2 separate regions of the Homo sapiens genome follow, and region 1 is linked to region 2. The links are chromatin loops, found by intact Hi-C in ENCODE. Cell type or tissue: GM12878. All regions are shown on one strand. Each heading gives the region's core, and the rest is flanking DNA. Links, peaks and the distances in the headings are about the cores only.

Region 1 (10,879 bases), core at 3,882-8,881, 54 kb after region 2:
AGGAAAAAAGCCCAGGAGCATGGTTTGCAAATGACACACATGATAAGCAGGAACTAGCTGGAGGCTGAGCTGTGGTGCAACAGCCCCACTCAGGTGTGACCCTGACGGGAAGTAAAAAAAGGAAATCCTCTTCAGAGTCAAAACTCAACAGCCTCATCCATGTCCCTACAAAGGACATTAACTCATCATTTTTTATGGCTGCATAGTATTCCATGGTGTATATGTGCCACATTTTCTTAATCCAGTCTATCATTGTTGGACATTTGGGTTGGTTCCAAGTCTTTGCTATTGTCAGTAGTGCCGCAATAAACATACGTGTGCATGTGTCTTTGTAGCAGCATGATTTATATTCCTTTGGGTATATACCCAGTAATGGGATGGCTGGGTCAAATGGTATTTCTAATTCTAGATCCCTGAGGAATCGCCACACTGTCTTCCACAATGGTAGAACTAGTTTACAGTCCCACTAACAGTGTAAAAGTGTTCCCATTTCTCCACATCCTCTCCAGCACCTGTTGTTTCCTGACTTTTTAATGATCGCCATTCTAACTGGTGTGAGATGGTATCTCATTGTGGTTTTGATTTGCATTTCTCTGATGGCCAGTGATGATGAGCATTTTTTCATGTGTCTGTTGGCTGCATAAATGTCTTCTTTTGAGAAGTGTCTGTTCATATCCTTTGCCCACTTTTTGATGGGGTTGTTTGTTTTTTTCTTGTAAATTTGTTTGAGTTCTTTGTAGATTCTGGATATTAGCCCTCTGTCAGATGAGTAGATTGCAAAAATTTTCTCTCGTTCTGTAGGTTGCCTGTTCTCAGCAAACTATTGCAAGTACAAAAAGCCAAACACCGCATGTTCTCACTCATAGGTGGGAACTGAACAATGAGAACACTTGGACACAGGAAGGGGAACATCACACACTGGGGCCTGTTGTGGGGTGGGGGCAGGGGGGAGGGATAGCATTAGGAGATGTACCTAATGTAAATGACGAGTTAATGGGTACAGCACACCAACATGGCACATGTATACATATGTAACAAAACATGCACGTTGTGCACATGTACCTTAGAATTTAAAGTTATATATATAACCTCAACAGCCGTGCATGTGGTTGGTCTCTGTCCAGAAAGCGACCTGGCCAGGGGCACTGATCAATACAGATTGCGTCTGCCAGATAGAGACTGGGAAGGAACGAGATTGGAGAATTGATAGCAATAATGACCATGTAATAAAATACCTAGAGTACTCATTATGTGCAAGGCACAGTTCTAATTGCTTTGCCTGCATATATATGTGGAGCAAGTGGACAGATCTCTCAGGATGGGTTGTGTGGGGATATCTGTGTCCCACGTGAGTACTCACCAAAAGGAGCATGATTACCCAGCCCTTGGAAATCTGTCAACCTCTTCTCCAGACACGCAGTGCTTGTTCAATGAGCCAATGAACAAAATTATCATAGTAGAAGGGATGGATGTTATGCACCAGTTCAACATTGATTTACCTTCACTTATGTTGCCTTGGCTATCAACACTGCTGAGTGCCCAGTCTCTCAACAGCAGAAACCCCAATATGTCACCATTGCCTAGAGAGACCAAGTCTTTGAATGACAGGAGTATTGCATCGGATCCCCTCCATCATGGAACTGGCATTAATTTATCCTCACTGAAATAATCACGTATTCTGGAATGTATTTGCCTTCCATTCCTACAGTGCGTCTATCAGCACCATCATCCTTCAATTTTCTAATTACTTTATACAGCTTATATACCACTGCAATATCCCATGCAATATTTTTTTCTGATCAAGGAACACATTTCACAGTGAAAGACATAAGATAATGGTCTCATGACTATGAGGTTCTCTGTTCATATGACATAGACAATCACCTATAAACAATTGCTCTTACAGAAAGGTGGAATGGCCTATGGACTATATGGTTATGGTGACAATTAGGAAATAGTTTGTGAGATCTAAATGCCATTCTATAGAATTCAGTATGTTCTCTGGATTAACAACCCATATATGCTGCTTTTTATCCCATAAACAGAATATTGTATGTCTAGAAACCAAAGAGTAGAAATGGGAGTAACACCTGACACCAATTCGATTAGTAAAACTTGCAAAACTTTTGATTCATAGGAAGTTAAGACTTCCATCTGGCCATCTGGAGTTCCTCATGCCATGGAATCAATGGGCAAAAATGGGGAGAGTGAGGTTCCTATGTTGGCTGGGATGAGTGATCTTAATTATCAAGGGGAAATGGGGAGTCTGCTACACAACGGGATTGGGGAGAGCATTTTCTGGGACCTAGGGGATTCACTGTGTGACCCTAGTTCTGCCATGTCCAATGGCAAAAGTTCATGCAGATTTTAATGACTCAATAAAGGTGGGACTTCTGAAAGCTCAGATTCCACATAATCATTGCGGAGACAACTTCTAGAGTCCCTTAGGAGCATAATACACAACTCGAACAAGGCATGTTCAAGATTACTGGGCCTGTGGAGAAGGACTCAATGTACCTTTTATGAGTCCCGGGAAATCACCCGGGTGCTTTCATTCCCACCACATCCAGTGATAAAGGTTAGCCAAAGAATACAGTAGCCATACACATACAGGACCACAAAGAGCCTCGCCTTACCAAGAAAATAACCATGACCAGCTAAGGTACTTGTTAAAGCAAGGGGAACCTATGGATTTAATAGAGAGAAAGGGAAGTCAGAAACACCAGCTCTGGTCTCTGGACAAGATGTAATAAGGACTACAAGCAGTTTCCTTATTTCCTTCTTTGCTCTCTCTCTCTCTCTCTCCCTCTCTCTCTGTGTGTGTGTGTGTGTGTGTGTTTGTTTGTATATATGCATATACATACACTTACTTCCATTCTCTTTCTTTATCTTCACACTATATATTGTAGAATATAGTGTGTGAGTAGTGGTTCAACGTACAATTTAGTTTATAGCTTGCAGCATATCTAGAAGAAATCGCAAGGTGACTGGAAGAGGAAAGGATATCACCTAAATTCTTGGACTTAGAGCCAGAGATAATAGAGGATAAGATTTGAGATAATATCCTTTTAAAGAAGGAGTGAATAGTGATTACATATACTTTAGTAGCATTATGTTGGAACAAGGCACTTTTGGAAGTGTTAATTTAGGGAAAAGCTTGCTATCTATTTTGCCCTCATAAAGGGCTGGTCTCTACTAAGTACTTCTTGTTTTCTTTCCTTTTTGTTTTCTGGCTACCCATTATTCATATTCTATCTTGTTTTATTCAGTCAAGGCAAAATACTACTCTAGGGCATTCATTTTCAAAGGAGGTGATATCATCCAAAACAAGTGAAAGTTTGTCCTTCATCAGAAAAAAATCTCTGCTATTGGAATGGACTGTGGCCCTCTAAAGCTCAGCCTTACTTGACAAAATCTCATTCCTTAGTATATAGTTTGTCTTGCTGGGTTTTCTTGGGTATCACATGAAAAGCACTGACATTGATTTTACTGAAGATATGCTAAATGTATGGAAGATCAGTGATATAGAGCCGTGTTGAATAAATGATTCTGATTGGAGGACTTTCTTTCAAGTACTAATTCTTAAAGTCCTATTGCAAGAGTTGACCTGCTGCCTATTGTCTGCCATTACCTAATTTATGCTTGATCTTCAGTGTTTTTATCTGCTACTCAAGTTTTGATAATTAAATATAAATAGAGTAAATTTAATTGTACAAAAATCATTCAGTTCATCACTAATTGTGTTAAGTACTGAACAGAAAGAATGTCAACAATACGTGAACGACTATCTGCAGCTAGCTATATTAAAAGTTATTTTGTTTTTAAAAACATTTTTTAATTTTTAATTTTTGTGGGTACATAGTAGGTGTATATATTTATGGGATGCAGGAGATATTTTGATACAGGCACGCAATGTGAAATAGGCACATCAGGAAGAATGGGGAAACCATCCCCTCAAGCATTTATCCTTTGAGTTACAAGCAATCCAATTACACTCTTTTAGTTATTTTTAAATGTACAGTTAGGTTATTATCGACTATAGTCATCCTGCTATACTATCAAATAGTAGGCCTTATTTAAAAGTTATTTTTTCTAACAAGCAAAAGTTAAAAGTTACTTTTACTAACAATAATTTTTAAGAAATAAATTTTAAAATTATTACATATTTTCTGGAAAAATAAAACGGGATAATTTTTAAAATTTAACTTACAAAGTTATTGTTATTATGTAGTTATACAAGTTGCTAATATACATATATAATTTGACACATTAAAATCTATATAGGTAAATAAATTATATTTAAAGTTGCTTGGCAGATACAGTTATAAAATTAAATGTTAATAGTTTTTTATATTCCTAAATTAATTAAAACTTTTATTTAGTTATTCTTAACCCTGTATCGAATAAAAAGAGTAACTTTTATACTTACTCTTTCTAGGTATAAATTGCAAATATGCAAATAGTTATTAAATATATAATATACCTGTGATATTAACATTTTAGGGGGCAATAATGAAAAATAGATGGAGAACTACTTTAGTGGATCTGTCCAGCCCTAGCAAAATGGTAGATACAATCTAGAATTGCTTGGAATTTAATTAATAATATACTGAAGGAAAGACTGAAAATTGTGGGAGTTCATTCATTATAGTAATGACCTACAGGTTGATAATGGTGGCAAAAACATGAATGAGAGTGTGTTCCCATTTCCTCTGCTATTCCTTCTTCCCTGATCTGGCCACTTTCTACTTGCCTGGAACTAGACTCGCTCTCATTCTCCCTGTCTCACCTATGTTCAGTCCTTAAATCAGGAGAGTGAGGTGTCAGGCACTGTTCTAGGTGCTGGCTACTGAGTGGTGAAGAAGGTCCCTGCTCTCCTAGATCTCACATTTTAGAGAGAGGATGACAGTCACAAACAATCAAATAAATACATGAACAAAAGTCATTTCACAAAGTCAAAAATACTTTGAAAACAATTTTAAAAAAAGGACAAAGGGTAGTGTAATGGGGTGAGGGTGGAGAACAAGATGAAATAGTTTAGTCAGGGAAGGATTCTCCATGGAGGTGAGAGTTGAGGTGAGCTTGAATGACAAGAAGACATCAGTCATTTCATGAGGACCCAGAGGCATGGCATCCCAGGGTGACAGATGAGCTTGGTGTATTTAAGGGAATCCAGAAAGAAGTCCAACTGGAGGCAGCAAGAGGAAAGACTGGTACTAGATGAGGTAGGAAAGAAGTTCTGGAGTAAGCTAGTGTAGGGCCATGTCAGCCATGGAAGGGATTTAGCTTTTATTCGAGGTACAATGAAAAGCCATTGGAGGGTTTTGAGCTGGGAGTGACGTGATCTGAATTTTGTATTTTAAAGCTTACTCTGTCTGATGTGTGGAGAATGAGTTTTAGTGGGAGCAAAACTGGAAACAAGAAGGCCATCTAGGAAGCTAGTTATGAGACCAGTTAGACAGTCCAGGCAAGAGACCATGAGAGCTTGGGCTAGGATAGTGATTGTGGAGAAAGATATGTGGACAGTTTTGGAATAGATTTTTACCTGGGCAGCACTACCAATCAAATTGATCCCATTGAAATTTATAGAGACTCCATCCAATAACAGCAGAATACACATTCTTCTCAAGCTGACATGGAACATGAACCAAGATAGACTGTATTCTGGGCCATAAAACACATCTTAACAAATTCAAAAGGCCGAGTGTGGTGATCACACTGGTAATCTCAGCACTTTGGGGAGGCTGAGGTAGGAGGATCGCTTGAGGCCAGGAGTTCAAGACTAGCCTGGGAAATATAGCGAGACCCTGTCTCAACAAAAAAATTAAAAATAAAAAATTAGGTGGGCATGATGGTGCACACTTGTAGTCCCAGCTACTCAGGAGGCTGAGGGAGGAGGATCCCTTGAGGCCAAGATTTCGAGGTTGTAGTGAGCTATGATTATGTCACTGCATTCCAGCATCATGAGTGACAGATTGAGACCCTGTCTCCAAAAAAAAAAAAAAAAAAAAACCCACAAATTTAAAAGAATAGAAATCATACAAAGTATGCTCTCAGACCACAATAGAAATAAAACAGAAACCAGTAACAGAAAGACAGCTGGGAAATCCCCAAATATCTGGAAATTAAATAACAAATTTCTAAATAACATATAGGTCAAAGAAGAAGTCTCAAGATAAATTTTTAAATATTTCAAATTAAATGAAAATAAAACTGCAATTTATTAAAATTTGTGGGATGATAGAAAATCCCAAATAATCTCTGGGGGTGGGCACCACTCCTGGAACTAATAAGAATATATATAGCAAGGTCACAGGGTACAAGGTCGATACACAAAAAATCAGTTGATTTCCTATATACCAGCAATGAACAATTAGAATTTCAAATTTTAGGAAAGCAATACTATTTTCAACAGCAGCAAAACAATGAAATACTTAGGAATAAATATAATAAAATATATACTGGACCCAAATCTAGAAAACTACAAAACACAGATTAATGAAATCAAAGAAATCTAAATAAAGGGAGAGCCATTCCATGTTCATGACGAAGAGGACTCAATGCTTTTAGGATGTCATTTCTTTCCAACTTAACGTATACATTCAGTATCATTTCAATCAAAATCTCAGCAAGCTATATTGTAGACATAGACAAAATGATTCTCAAGTTTTTATGGAAAAGCAAAAGACCTAGCAAAACCAACACAATACTGAAAAAAAAAGTTGGAGGATTCGCATTATCTAATGTCAAGACCCCACAGTACTATAAAGCTACAGTACAGAAGACAGTGTGATTGAATGTGGAAAAATACAAACTGATTTTGCTCTGCTCTCACAGAACAATCAACAAAGGTTTCTGTGACCAGATGTGTGGGAGTACACACACTAAATGAGCAATCAGTTTTCTAGTGGACACCAGATGAATGTCCTCTAATTTTATGTAATTTTGATACTAACTACCCGGAGATGGCGTCAGATCTCACAGGTTGAGAGCTGTCTCCAAGATTGTCACATCCCCTCCCTGATCCCCACCTCCGCCTTCAGATGTGACTCGGAAGCTCCAGGTTATTGTATCAGTGTTTTTGACAAACTGGCTATATATTGGGTTTCCACAACCCCCTCACTGAGTTCCATGAATTTGTTAGAGTAGTTCACAGAATTCAAGGAAACACTTACTTATATTGATTAGATTTTTTGTTTTTTTTTTCAGTTAAACAATGATTTTATTGCTTGAGTACATAGACAATTTATGCGACCAGGGCAGAGGCTGTGGATGACTCATATTTCCAATCAAGAGGGAGGACTCACTTGGTGTTATAATATCGGGCCAAATGATGAATCCGGCTCTCTATCAGAATCAGATAGCATTTAGCATCCTTATCTGATTCATGAGGGAGTCAGGCCCTTGGCCAGTTTGTCAATCTGCTCCTTCACGTCATCGGAAGTCAGCGTCAGCCACCAGGAGCATGCATGTGACCCATGATGGCAGCGGTCAGGCAGCAAAAGGGTATTGGATTATTATAAGGAATATTACAAGGGATATAGATGAAAAGATGCATGGGGCAAGGCCTGTGGGAAGGGGCACAGTGCTTCATGCCTTCTCCGAGTGTGCCACCCTCCAGGAGTCTCCACGTGTTTTGCTATCTGGAATCTCCCCAAGCTCTGGCCTTTTGGGTTGTTATGGAGGCTTTATTATGCAGACATGATTGATTAAATCATTGGTCATTGGTGATCAGCTGAACCTTCCGGGCCCCTCTCCCCTCCCCTGAGGTGGGGAAATGGGGCTGAAAGTCCCAACTCTCTAATCCTGCCTTGGTTTTTTGGGGACCAATCCCCAATCCTGAAGCTACCTAGGGGCTGTTGGCCATCAGCCAACTCATTGACATATAAAAAGACATCACTTTGGAGATTTTAAAGGATTTTAGGAGTTGTATGTCAGGAAATGGGGAAGACCAAATATACATTTTATAATAATCACCGTGGTGTTAAAGAAAGAATGCATACAGAGATCAATAGAACAGAGTGGAATATATTTTGAGGTAAAGCCAATAGGACTTGTTGTTGGAAATATGAGTTGAGGAAAAAAAGGAATCAAGCACCGTCTGTAAGAGATGGGGGAAAGATCAGGTTAGAGAACGTAAAATGTCTTCCCAACTTTAAGTTTTAATCAAGGATTTTCGGGTCTATGATTCTTTGAGCTGCCCCCCATATTCCTCCTAACACTACAGCTATTCTTGGGGCTGAGGTCTCCCTAATTACTGGCCCCACATCTCCAAGCTCAGCCTCCCTCCCACTTCCCTTTCCTCTTCCATGGAGGGGGTGTTGAGGGCTCTGCCAGTGGGAGCCAATGAGCAGGGTGAATGCTGCCTCTAGTCTTGGTTTTAAGAGGCTTCAAGCTATGTGTGTCAAAGATCCCAATGCCCTACAATCAGAGCGTTAAGGAAGCATGAGACAAGCTGGGGAAGGGAAAGAGAATGAGCGAAAGAGAAAAGAAGATGAAGAAAGAGAGATGGGGGAGGGGAGGAAAAGGAAAAAAGAGTAAGTGACCTGTGGACATGTGGGGAGGGGAGCAGGCCACAATGGCACACCTGGGGCACAGAGCATCCAGCACTGCTGGCCTCTGCCCATGGCCACAGCAAGATCCCCTCCTTATTTGCAGCTGTTAAGAGAGCAAAGAGGCTGTTATTGGGAGACATAGTCCTCTGTAGTGACTACATCTGGTCAGGGTGGGAGGATGGATGAGGAGGAATGGATGCATTTGGAGAAGTGGTTCTAAACCTTTTGTTCAGTCATAGACCTGTCTGTGAATGGAAGCCATGGCCTGCACACTCTCCCCAGAAAAATGCCACTAGATATTGTAGACCAAATTTTGTCTACAATTCAGCACATTCATGAATGCTTTGGAATCCTCAAGGGTCCATAAGCCTGTGTGTCAAATCTCTGACATATAGAATATTTAGGAGATAAAAATCAACATGATTAGTGATGGATTGTATGTGATGGTTGACAGAGTGGGTCGGAGAGGAAGCCTGGGTTTAATGGCTGAGGTAGCTGAGTGGATGATGGAACCATCCACTGAGACAGAGAACACCCAAAGAGGAACAGGTTTCTGGGGAAAATACTGAATTCAATTTTGGACCTGCCAAATTTTAAGTGTCTGGAATGTCCAAGGGGAGATTTCCAGGAGGCAGTTGTAAGGGAGGAGACCACCCCTCCATATTGTCTTATGCCCAATTTCTGCCTCCAAATAAAGAAGAAGTAAAAACTAAAAGCCAGAAATGAAATCCACAGGCAGACAGCCCGGTGCCACACCCTGGGCATGGTTAAAGATTGACCCTTGACCTAAACCAGTTATGTTATCTATAGATTCCAGACATTGTATGGAAAAGCACTGTGAAAATCCCTGTCCTGTTATGTTCCATTCTAATTACCGCTGCATGCAGTCCCCAGTCATGTACCCCCTGCTTGCTCAATCGTTCACTACCCTCTCACATGGACCCTCTTAGAGTTGTAAGCCCTTAAGAGGGACAGGAATTGCTCACTCGGGGAGTTCGGTTTTTGAGACGTGAGTCTTGCCGATGCTCCCAGCCAAATAAAGTCCTTCCTTCTTTAACTCGATGTCTGAGGGGTTTTGTCTGTGGCTTGTCCTGCTACAGTTGGGCATATGGATATGAAATGCAGGAAAGAAATGTAGGCTGGAGCGATAGAGTTGGGAACCATCAACATGCAGATGGTTATCAAAGCTATAGGAATGGGTGAGGTCGTCTACCAAGACCGCACAGAATGAGAAGAGAAAAGGGCTGGACATAACCTTATCAAACAAAAACATTTACCAAAAGGGCCGAGAAACAGGGGCCCACAAAAGGAACTGAGAAGTAGTGGCCAGAGAGTAAAGAGTAAAGCCAGGAGAGTGCAGTGTCACAGAAACCAAGGGCAAATCTCCTTCCAAATGGAGGGGAGAGCTCAACAGTGCCAAATGTTACTCAGACAAGGTCTGATTTAAATCCACCAGATTTAGCAACAAGACCACTGGTGATGAGCACTTTCCATGGAGTAGTGGGAGTGGATGGCAAATGACAGTGGCTTAAGAAGGAAAAAGTGGAAGGCAAAATACAATGGGTTAAGAGGTGACAGACGAAAAAAGGATTAAAAAGCGAACCAGAGGTGAGGAATTATGGACAATAGTGCAAACAACATTCTTCTTTTTTTTTTTTTTTTTTTTTGAAATTTTTTTTTTTTTTTTTTTTTTTTTTATTGATCATTCTTGGGTGTTTCTCGCAGAGGGGGATTTGGCAGGGTCATAGGACAATAGTGGAGGGAAGGTGAGCAGATAAACAAGTGAACAAAGGTCTCTGGTTTTCCTAGGCAGAGGACCCTGCGGCCTTCCGCAGTGTTTGTGTCCCTGGGTACTTAAGATTAGGGAGTGGTGATGACACTTAACGAGCATGCTGCCTTCAAGCATCTGTTTAACAAAGCACATCTTGCACCGCCCTTAATCCATTTAACCCTGAGTGGACACAGCACATGTTTCAGAGAGCACAGGGTTGGGGATAAGGTCACAGATCAACAGGATCCCAAGGCAGAAGAATTTTTCTTAGTACAGAACAAAATGAAAAGTCTCCCATGTCTACTTCTATCCACACAGACCCGGCAACCATCCGATTTCTCAATTTTTTCCCCACCCTTCCCGCCTTTCTATTCCACAAAACCGCCATTGTCATCATGGCCCATCCCCAATGAGCCGCTGGGCACACCTCCCAGATGGGGTCGTGGCCGGGCAGAGGGGCTCCTCACTTCCCAGTAGGGGCGGCCGGGCAGAGGCGCCCCTCACCTCCTGGATAGGGCGGCTGGCCGGGCGGGGGGCTGACCTCCCCACCTCC
Region 2 (10,879 bases), core at 1,930-6,929:
ATGCAACTTCTGGTGAACTCCATTGGAAAATGTGGCTGGGCATAATTCAGGATGGGAAATACAACAGGGATAGCTTTTACAGCCTGGGATGCAGCAGGGAACTTGGAGTTAATTTAATTAATGTCCTACTCTGATCCACTTCAGAGTTTTTTGGAGGCAAAGCAGAACTGTCCCAGTGTTAGTGCTAAGAGAAGCAGTAGTTGATATTGGGAGAATGGTTTCACGAAAGTAGAACCTGGACTGGCCTGCTGAACTCTAGTCTTCTATCCCTGATGCAGGCAGCCACATTTCTAATGGCCCATGGCTTTGGCTATCAAAAACAACAGGTTAAGATAACACAAGTGTGAAGATTGGCTGGGCGTGGTGGCTCATGCCTGTAATCCCAACACTTTGGGAAGCCGAGGCAGGTGGATCACTTGAGGTCAGGAGTTCGAGACCAGCCTGACCAACATGGAGAATCCCGTCTCTACTAAAAATACAAAAAGTAGCCAGGTGTGGTGGTGGGCGCCTGTAGCCCCAGCTACTCGGGAGACTGAGGCAGGAGAATCGCTTGAATCCAGGAGGCAGAGGATGCAGTGAGCTGAGATCGCGCCACTGCACTCCAGACTGGGCAACAAGAGCGAAACTCCGTCTCAAAAAAAAAAAAAAAGTGTGAAGATTATTAGAGGAACCATGATCTCCCTTGTTATGAGCTAAATGGTGCCCCCTCAAAATTCATATGTGGAAGCTTTAACCCCTAGTACCTCAGAATGTGACTGTATTTGGAAACACATGGCCTTTAAAGAGGGAATTAAGTTAAAACGAGGCTGTTGAAGTGGGCTCTCATCCAATCTGACTGGTGTCCTTATAAGAAGAGGAGATGAGGTTACAAAGAGAGACAACAGAGAGACAACCATGTGAAGAGGCAGCAAGAGAGAGGCCATCTGTAAGCCAAGGAGAGAGAGAGGCTTCAGAGGAAAGCAACCAGGCTGGCAGCAGCTTGATCTTGGACATCCAGCCTCCAGAACTGTGAGAATATCAATTTCTGTTTTGTTTTTTTTTTTTTTTTTTTTTTGAGATGGAGTCTCGCTCTGTCGTCAGGCTGGGGTACAGTGGCATGATCTCGGCTCACGGCAACCTCTGCCTCCCAGGTTCAAGCGATCCTCCTGCCTCAGCCTCCCGAGTAGATGGGACTACAGGGCGCCACCACGCCCATCTAATTTTTTGTATTTTTAGTAGAGACGAGGTTTCACCATGTTGGCCAAGATGGTCTCGATCTCTTGACCTCGTGATCTGCCCGCTTCGGCCTCCCAAAGTGCTGGGATTACAGGTGTGAGCCACCGCGCCCAGCCCAGTTTCTGCTGTTTAAGCCACCAAGTCTGTGGTATTTTGATACAGCAGCCTGAGCAGACGAATACATACCTCTTCCTATGTTCCTACCGGCACGCGAAATAGAAACTTGCCCTCTTTCAAAAGTATAGAAATCACCTGAGGGGTTTTAAAAAATACTCATGCTTATGCCCCACATTCCAGAGATTCTTATCTAATTGGTCTGGGTGGTGGCCAGATTATGAGGTTTTTAAAAGCTCCCCAGGCAATTCTAAACTATAGCCAAGGTTGAAAACTACTGGGCTCAGAGGTCAACCAAGAGTTGCATGGCACAGCAGCTGGAGATGAACAGAGACCAGGGCTTTGCCAACAAAGCAGGAGAATGGTAGGAATGCAGCCACCCCACAAAACTTTTGGGGAAAGTTGGTTCTATGACCGGGAATTTGGGTCTTTGTGGACTGTTGATTACAAACAACATTTTCTTAGCATTTGGTGATCCCACCAAGTTTTTCATCAATACACATAAGATGTCAGTTTTTAGGTTCTAGGAATAGTACTATAGAACAGATGCTTTTTTTTTTTTTTTTTTTTTTTTTTTTTTTGAGACAGGGTCTCAGTCTGTTGCCTAGGCTGGAGTGCAGTGGCACAATCACAGCTTACTGCAGCCTTGACCTCCCTGGCTCAAGTGATCCTCCCAGCTTAGCCTCTCGAGTCACCGGGGCCACAGGTGCATGCCACCACACCTGGCTAATTGTTTTACTTTTTGTGGAGATGGGGGGGTCTCACCATGTTCCCCAGGCTAGTCTTGAACTCCAGAGCTCAAGTGATCTTCCTGCTTTGGTCTCCCAAAGTGCCGGGATTACAAGCATGAGCCACCGAGCCCAGCCAGGAGCAGATTCTCTTGGCCTTCAGTAGGAGCCCACAAGAAAACCAAGCCCCGTACCTTCCTCACACATGTTAATTCTCTGCCCTAAAGTGGGCAGTCACTCACAAATTTTTGAATTACATAATTGGGGCCAGGCACGGTAGCTCATGACTGTAATCCCAACACTTTGGGAGGCTGAGGAGGGAGGATCCCTTAAGCCCAGAAGTTCAAGACCAGCCTAGGCAACATAGGGAGACCTTGTCTCTATTAAAAAAAAATTACATAATTGAGGCTGGGCATGGTGGCTGATGCCTGCAAATCCAGCACTTTAGGATGTTGAGGCGGGAGGATCACTTGAGCCCAAGAGTTTGAGACCAGCCTGGGCAAAAAAGTGAGACCTTGTCTCTACAAAAGGTTTTAAAAATTAGCTGGGCTCAGTGGCATGCACCCAAAGTCCCAACTACTCAGGAGATTGAGTCAGGAGGATCATTTGAGCCCAGGAGTTTGAGGCTGCAGTGAGCTTTAATGGCACCACTCTACTCCAGACTGGGTGACAGAGTGAGACGCTGTCTTAAAAAAAAAAAAAAGAATTATATAATTGAGCTGGGTATTGAAGTGTGAACTGAGCCACATAATGCTTCCAGATTAGATTGGAGACACTGTGGTCATGTGCCTGCACACTGTGCCACTGTACGGCAATTCACATGTGGAAAGTGGATATTCCAGCACACATATTCTTGTTTTAAAATTTATGTTTAATTAATTAATTTTTTTTTGAGGCGGAGTCTCGCTCTGTCGCCCAGGCTGGGGTGCAGTGGCGCGATCTCGGCTCACTGCATGGTCCGCCTCCTGGGTTCACGCCATTCTCCTGCCTCAGCCTCCCGAGTAGCTGGGATTACAGGAGCCTGCCACCATGCCCAGCTAATTTTTTGTATTTTTAGTAGAGACGGGGTTTCACCGTGTTAACTAGGATGGTCTCCGTCTCCTGACCTCATGATCCACCGGCCTCGACCTCCCAAAGTGCTGGGATTACAGGCTTGAGCCACCGCGCCCGGCCTAATTAATTTTTTTTAGAGGCAGTCTTGCTATGCGGCCCAGGCTGCTCTTGCACTCCTGGCCCCAAGCAATCCTTCCACTTCAGCCTCCCGAGTACCTGAGATTACACGTGCAAATCGACATGCCTGGTTTATATTTAATTTGCATACAGTAAAATTTGCTCATATTAGTGTACAGGTCTATGAGTTTAAACAGATGCCTAGAGTCATAACCACCACCACAATCAAGATATAGATCAGTTTCTTGCCCCTCCAAGATTCCTTTGCCAGCACATATATTTTTGGCCTGCAGACACCCTCTATACCCGCTAAGTCTCAGATGCTCAGCAGCTCTGGTAACATCTTTGGTACAGCCTCGAATACAGCACACTTTTGGCCCTCCCGAAGTGGGCACAGCAGGTAGAGACAAATGGGGAAAGTGGGTCCACGCAGTCATGAGAGGAGGAGATGGCCCCACAGGTTGAATCTCTCCCCAGTCATACTCCCATGGCTGGAATTCAAAGCTCTAGCAAGAGGCAGACCCATTTTGGTCTGGTTTCAGGGCATTGTTAGTGCCTTATCACTTAGAACTAGATTCTATACTGAGGCTTAGAGAGAGAATCAATTGCTTACCAGATTTCAAATGTACCAAGATCAATTTTGAAAGCCTTTCTACTAGTGCACACTGGAGCAGCAGGCTCAATACCAGGCAGTTATTGCATCATCTTAAAAGAAACATTCTCATAATCAATTAAACTCATTACATTTGAATATTCAGTTCCTGCCAAAGCACAATTTAAATCCTCATTTCAAAATAATGTGTTCGCAGAAATCAGGTCTACTACGTAAATGACATCATGAAACTATTTCAAGAAGCATTACAACGTCTTTTGCCAAGGCAAAAGTTATTTGAAAGGGGCTTTCCAGCATTGCTTAGAACATATGTGCTCGCTGGTACTAAACTAGATACTATGGAACAATGGTGGCTAGCCTTACGGTCTCTAATTTTAGTATTCATAACAGAATGGGCATTTACAGAGAATCCCCTTTGTAGATTTGTCATAGAAACTGTCCTTGGGGACAAAGCCCTTTGGGACTTCTCAGAAGTAGGACAAATTCCTGAAGGAGTTACAGGTGCGTATCAGTCTAGAACCTTGATTGCAAGCAACAGAATTGGACTCTAGATGATTTAGGCAGAAAAGGAATTCATTAAAAGGATATTTGGGCAGCTTCCAGAATCAGTAGGCGGGCTGGAGAAGCAGGTTTGCAGCCAGGAACAACACTCAAACCACGCTGCAGAACTGGTCTGGTGAGGAGCCCACTGCAGCAGCACCTCAGAGCACTTGTCTGCAGTTTTCACCAGGGACACCCTGCAGGGAGCTCTATCTTGCTGCAGATGCCAGCACTGCCTTGACAGAGAGACTCTTCCAGGGTCCTTGAATCTTTGTCTTTAACTCCTAAGGCAAAGTTGAGAGTGACTGGGCTGGGGTATGTGCCAGCCCCCTAGCTGTGAGGGAGAGTGAATGTAGAGGGAGGTAGGATCTGCCTCCTTCCAAGAATCATAAGATGGGGAAGTCCCCAACCAGAGGAAGTGGGTTCAAATGTACACCCAAAAAGAATAGCAAATGACCCAGCACAGGCTGACAGTTGGAGGCTGCTTGGTGTCACGTGGCACTAAGTTAGTCATTGCTACCTCATTTGGGGGCAGAGTAGGCTGACCCTGAGCTGAGGAAACTGATCAAAGAAAGAAACAAGAGCTCTGTTTCCCTCCAGAGCCTTAATATTTTGCTGCAAGATTGGAGGAAATTAGAACTGACTAAAGGAGAGGGGAGCTGTACCAGGAGCTTCAGTGCCTGGTACAACTCAGAGAAAGCAATCGGTGTTGTCCTGAGAATACAACTTCCTTGTCTAGAGAGCCTGGCATCCTGACTTGGGTGGTCTGGGGGTGAGTGGGTGGTAGTGGTGGGTGGGGAGAGAGATTTTTAGAGTGACTTGTACTTTTCTCAGCAAGCCATTGCCTTTGATCACTCGATGGGCTGCACCTAAACATAACTGGGGACAAAGTCAGGCACCACAATATCGTTTCTAGTTGCAGTCATTTAGTTCCAAAGATAAGAAGTGTAGATATAACAATTCTAGGGAACTTCTGCTCTAACATTCTTAGTCTATCAACTCTTACCTAGATTCACATTTGCTGACAACAGTACTTGGATCAGCGAGAGTACAGAAGCACAAAATTGAGTCTCACCATCCCTGAAGAGACCCACAACCAGAGGGATTTAACTGACTTTTATTAAACATATTTGGGATGCTCAGATCTGGTCAGAAACAGCAGTGGAACAAATATGAGGCATTCTTGGTACATACCTGAAATGCCACAAGGATGAATTAGTGCCATAGGTTTTGCTGCTGCATCTAGGTGTTTGGATATTACACTTGGCTGCCCACTGATCTCTGATTTGAAATGGGTGAGGGTGGCAAGACTACAGGAAACTTCACTCAGTGTTCAGCCACCCTTGGTCCTACCACTTAGCCATTACTGCTGCTCACTATGAATAAGAAAAAACAAAAGCAAGGGTAACAGCAGGCTAAGGAGACTGAGTGCTGCCGTAAAACTTGGGGCTGCCTGGAGAGCCATCACTAGCTACCTATTTCCTAGCATGTGGTAAGGAAACTTGGGCCTTTCTGCTGTGTACAAGGTGTAGACACAAAGTGGGGCTAATCCAGATAAAGTGATCTACCAAAATAACTTCTTGCTTATAAAATAATTGGTTAGAAAAATTATCCCCACATACTCCAGGGTAGACAGAGAACAACCCCTCCCCACCTCTACCCACTCAGAACAGAAGGCAAGAACAAATCCCTTGAGGGATACAGCTTTGTATGAAATTGAGGAAAACTTCATCTAAACCATGAGAAAGTGAGGGAGTTGGGTAGTGAATTCAAGTAAGAAGAGGGCGACAGCCACCTATCAAGCTGCCTACTCACGTGTAGCCCTGAGGAATCCTGTGCAGCACCCTTTGAACCAAACAATTCATACATGGAGGTAGGCGGGTAAAGCAGACAGTGCTGTCTGGCTGCCCAAATCCATTTCTCCCCCTTCTTCCTTGTTGGCTTGGTCCTGTTGTGGTCATGTGCTTAGGGAAAGGACTCTACCCTTGCCTTGTGTTGCGGTGATGGTGGAATCTTGAATGGTCAATGCCAGTAATTGATGGACTCATGCTCCTTGACAGTGATTGGGTTAGGTATGGGTATGTGACATAGTCCTGGGACCTGAGGGGAAGTCTCTGGGGACTTTTGGGAAAGGGTTTCCTTGTAATAAAAAGAGATTTATGGGAGGAAACTCCCCTCTTCTTGACAGGATGTGGTCTGCATGCAATGCTGGCACTGCTACAGCCACCTTGCAACCAGGAAGCAACATCTGCTGTCAGCAGAGGAAGGCAGAGAAAAAAGAATGAAAGCCCCTGTGCCTTTGATGATGCCATTTGATTGATGATTCAGTCAGCTCTGAAACCACCATGTAGGAATTTTTGTACTAATTCTAGAAAATGACCCATCCCATTTTATCTGGGAAAGGGTCGTGGGATGGAGAGTGAATTGTGTGTGTGTGTGTGTGTGTGTGTGTGTGTAGGCACAAAGATTTTTACTGAGAACATAGTGTAGCAGCAGGTTATGAAAGCTCAAATTTTGGCAAATACCTTGTGGCAAGGAGTCCCTGGGAGTAGGCCGAGATCCTGAACAAAATGAAACATTTACTGGTCCTTCAAGGTAATGAAGACCAGCCACTGGGTGTAGTAATGTAGCTGGTCAGTGGCTTGAGAAGGGCCAGGCTAATGGACCAGAAGGAGTAGTACCATGAGAAACACTGATTTGGACCACAGAACCAAACTTACACCCATGGCCAGGAGCTGAGTCTCAAGGGCATCCATCCCATGAATAGAAACATTATGTTACTTGTGCTTCAAGATCTTGCTACCCACGCCTCTGTGAATACATGAGAGAACTGTTGTCCTTGCTGCACTCTAGGACCTCACCTTATCACTACCCTCTTGTCACATAAATGGAAACAATATGCTGTCTGTGCTTTGAGACCTTGTACCACAGTCATCTAGCCAACGTGTGAGAACTTTTAGCCACAGCACTTGAAGGAGTGCTTTTAGATCACCCTGGACATCTACTGGTGTCAGAGAGGAGCTCCTATGTCTACACTTTGTGACATGGACTGGGACATTTAGTACATCACCAGCTAGGGATAGGGGGCATAGACATTGTTACACCCTTGCAAACTGAAATACTAGGCTGTGATACCAACCTTATTATAAAAAGCAATGGCAGGCTGAGTGCGGTGGCTCACACCTGTAATCCCAGCACTTTGGGAGGCTGAGGCAGGCAGATCACCTGAGGTCAAGAGTTTGAGACCAGCCTGGCCAACGTGGTGAAACCCTGTCTCTACCAAAAACACAAAAATTAGCCCGATGTGGTGGCAGGCACCTGTAATCCCAGCTACTCGGGAGGCAGAGGCATGAGAATTGCTTGAACATGGGAGGCAGAGATTGCAGTGAGCCAAGATCCCACACTGCATTCCAGCCTGGGAGACAGAGTGAGACTCCATCTCCAAAAATAAAAAACCAATGACAATGTGGGTACTAAAACTATATGGCTGGACTTAATTATAAGGCAGTCATCCAAATCTAGAACATGCTTATAATTGTTGTATTTAGATTATTATCAAAAGAAAAATACAAAATTAAAATGTATTTGAAGAATTTATGAACAGCTGAGAATACATTTTTGGATCCCCAGAAGACCATGGACCCTAGTTTGAGAAACATTAGGTTAGGACAGTCTCAGAAGAGATTCTCAATATGAGAAGAAGTAATACTGAAACCTAAATTGGACTTTTCTTTGTGTGACATGAGGAGTGATGACTAAAGGCTTAATCTAATGTTTCTTAATATAGTATGCATAAGAATCACCTACAATGCTTGGTAAGATGTACATTCCTAGGCCCTACTCCCAGCAATTCTGATTCAGTAGTTCAGGCATGAGGTCCAGAAGTGTACATTTTACACAGGTGATTCTGATTCAGGTGTATCACAGATCATACTTTAAGAAACACTGAACCTGCCAACAAGAAATGGGCCACTAAAGTGGATACAGTCCCAAGAAGGAGAATTCTCCCCAATAATCATCTTCCATGGGACCAAGAGGGACAACAGGCCAGAGGAATTCTCCCAAGACAGAGCCAGAGTTGGGAGCAGAGAGATTGGTTGATCAAGGCACTCACTCTACTATCAGGGAAGAGGATCTTTGCTACCCCAGTGTAGTCAGGACTTTGGACTGGTAGTGACTGCTATGTGCTGTTTCCTCTTCCCTTTTCCAAATGGTAGGTGTCTTCTTGTTGTTGTTGTTGTTGGTTTGTTTTCAAATTAATGAACTTTATTTCTAGAGCAGTTTTAGGTTCATAGAAAAATTGAGCAGGAAGTACAGAGAGTTTCCATATACCATCTCATCCGTCTGCCAACTCCAAATGGTAGTTTTAATTTCAGTTATCTGGTTTTCCTTCTACTGTTGTGCACTGTCTATATTGGAGTTTGCTTAAAAGTATAATTTAAATATGGTTTGCCCAACCATGAGGACTGTATCATTTCAGATTTTTTTCAGTTAAAAGTGATAGAAGGCTGGGTGCGGTGGCTCATGCCTGTAATCCTAGCACTTTGGGAGGCTGAGGCTAGAGGATCACCTGAGGTCAGCGGTTTGAGACCAGCCTGGCCAACATGGTGAAACCCTGTCACTACTAAAAATACAAAAATTAGCCGGACGTGATGGTGAGTGCCTGTAATCCCAGCTACTTGGGAGGCTGAGGCAGGAGAATCACTTGAACCCAGGAGACAGAGGTTGCAGTGAGCTGAGATCGTGCCACTGCACTCCAGCCTGGGTGACAGAGTGAGACCCGTCTCAAAAAGAAAAAAAAAAAAAAGTAATAGAAAACCCACCAATACTGGCAAGCAAACAAATATTTTTTAATTTAACAGTTTTCTTGAGATTGAATTGATATGTATTAAATTGGACATATTTAGGTGTCCAATTTGGTATATATATATAATCACAATCAATTTATATATCCATCACCATCTGTATTAGTCAGGGTTCTCTACAGGGACAGAATTTTATGGATAGATGTATATCTGAAGGGAGTTTATTAAGGAGTATTGACTCACAGGATCACAAGGTGAAGTCTTAAAATAGGTTGTCTGCAACCTGAGAAGCAAGGATGCCAGTCAGAGTCCCAAAACCTTAAAAGTAGGGAAGCCTTCTTTTGTGCAGCCTTCAGTCTGTGGTCAAAGGCCTGAGAGCCCCTGGCAAACCACTGGTGTAAGTCGAAGAGTCCAAAGCTGAAGAACTTGGAGTCTGATGTTCGAGGGCAGGAAGCACCCAGCATGGGAGAAAGATGAAGGCCGGAAGACTCAGCAAGTCAAGTCCTTCCATGTTCTGCCTGCTTTAGTCTAGCCGCCCTGGCGGCTGATTAGATGGTGCCTACCCAGATTGAGGGTGGGTCTGCCGATCCCAGGCCGCTGACTCAAATGTTAATTTCCTTTGGCCACCCTCAAAGACACACCCAGGAACAATACTTTGCATCTTTCAATCCAATCAAGTTGACACTCAGTATTAACCATCATACCATCCAAAATTTCCTTGTGACCTTTTTTTTTGAGATGGAGTCTCACTTTGTTGCCCAGGCTGGAGTGCAATGACATGATCTCAGCTCACTGCAATCTCCGCCTCCTGGGTTCAAGTGATTCTCTTGCCTCAGCCTCCCAAGTAGCTGGGATTACAGGTGTGTGCCACGATGCCTGGCTAATTTTTGTGTATTTAGTAGAGACGGGGTTTCACCATATTGGCCAGGCTGGTCTCGAAGTTCCGACTTCAGGTGATCTGCCTGCGTCAGCCTCCCAAAGTGCTGGGATTACAGGCGTGAGCCACCACATCCAGTCCCTTGTGTCCTTTTGTAATCTCTCCCTCTCACCTTTGTCCCTCTGTCCCCATCCACAGAGAATCACTGATTTGCTTTCTGTCTCTATAGATTAATTTGCATGTTCTAGACTTTTTGATAAATTGAATCATGTAGTATAATAAGCAGTATTTTTTGTCTGGCTTTTTTCATTCAGCATACTTTATTATTCTGAGATTAGGTTTATTTATTCCTTTCTTTCTTTTTTTTTCTTTCTTTCTTTTTTTTTTTTTTTTCAGAAACGAGGTTGCCCAGCTCTGGCTGCTCTGTTGCCCAGCCGGGAATGCAGTGGTGCAATCAAGGCTTACTGTAGCCTTGACCTCCTGGGTTCAAGGGTCCCACCTCAGCCTCCCAAGCAGTGGGACTGCAGGCGCACACCACCACGCCTGGCTAATTAAAAAAAATTTTTTTTTTGTAGAGATGGACATCTCGCTATGTTGCCCAGACTGATCCCTAATTCCTGGCCTCAAGTGATCCTCCTGCTTCAGCCTCTCAAAGTGCTGGGATTGCAGGTACCAGCCACTGTACCTGGCCAGTAATTCATTTTATTACTGAGTAGAATTCCACTGTATGAATGTATCACAATTTGCTTATTAATTCGCCTGCTGAAGGACCTTTGTATTGTTTTCAGTTCAGGGTTATTAAAAATAAAGTGGCCAT

Evidence for each region. A loop is a pair of places that touch in the nucleus more often than their neighbours do. Peaks named below come from ENCODE experiments on the same cell type or tissue, not always from the same donor. Only the 100,000 strongest peaks of a DNase experiment are listed, where the experiment ranks them.
Region 1: a loop joins it to region 2, with 2.8 times the contacts of the local background. A loop is called at or near these places in 3 of 110 quality-filtered maps.

Annotation. Positions count from the first base shown.
Region 1 is chrX:53,761,740-53,772,618 of GRCh38, forward strand. No RefSeq gene overlaps it. Among named protein-coding and RNA genes, the nearest start is that of HUWE1, 80 kb to the left of the region's middle. In GM12878, for the core only: no CTCF peak of the experiment used is centred there; no DNase peak of the experiment used is centred there.
Region 2 is chrX:53,710,128-53,721,006 of GRCh38, forward strand. No RefSeq gene overlaps it. Among named protein-coding and RNA genes, the nearest start is that of HUWE1, 29 kb to the left of the region's middle. RefSeq lists enhancers at 2,157-2,656, 4,582-4,631, 4,672-4,901, 5,679-6,878. In GM12878, for the core only: a CTCF peak has its summit at 4,567; DNase peaks (open chromatin) are centred at 4,264, 4,854, 6,132 and 6,544; H3K4me3 peaks cover 3,364 bases; H3K27ac peaks cover 3,644 bases.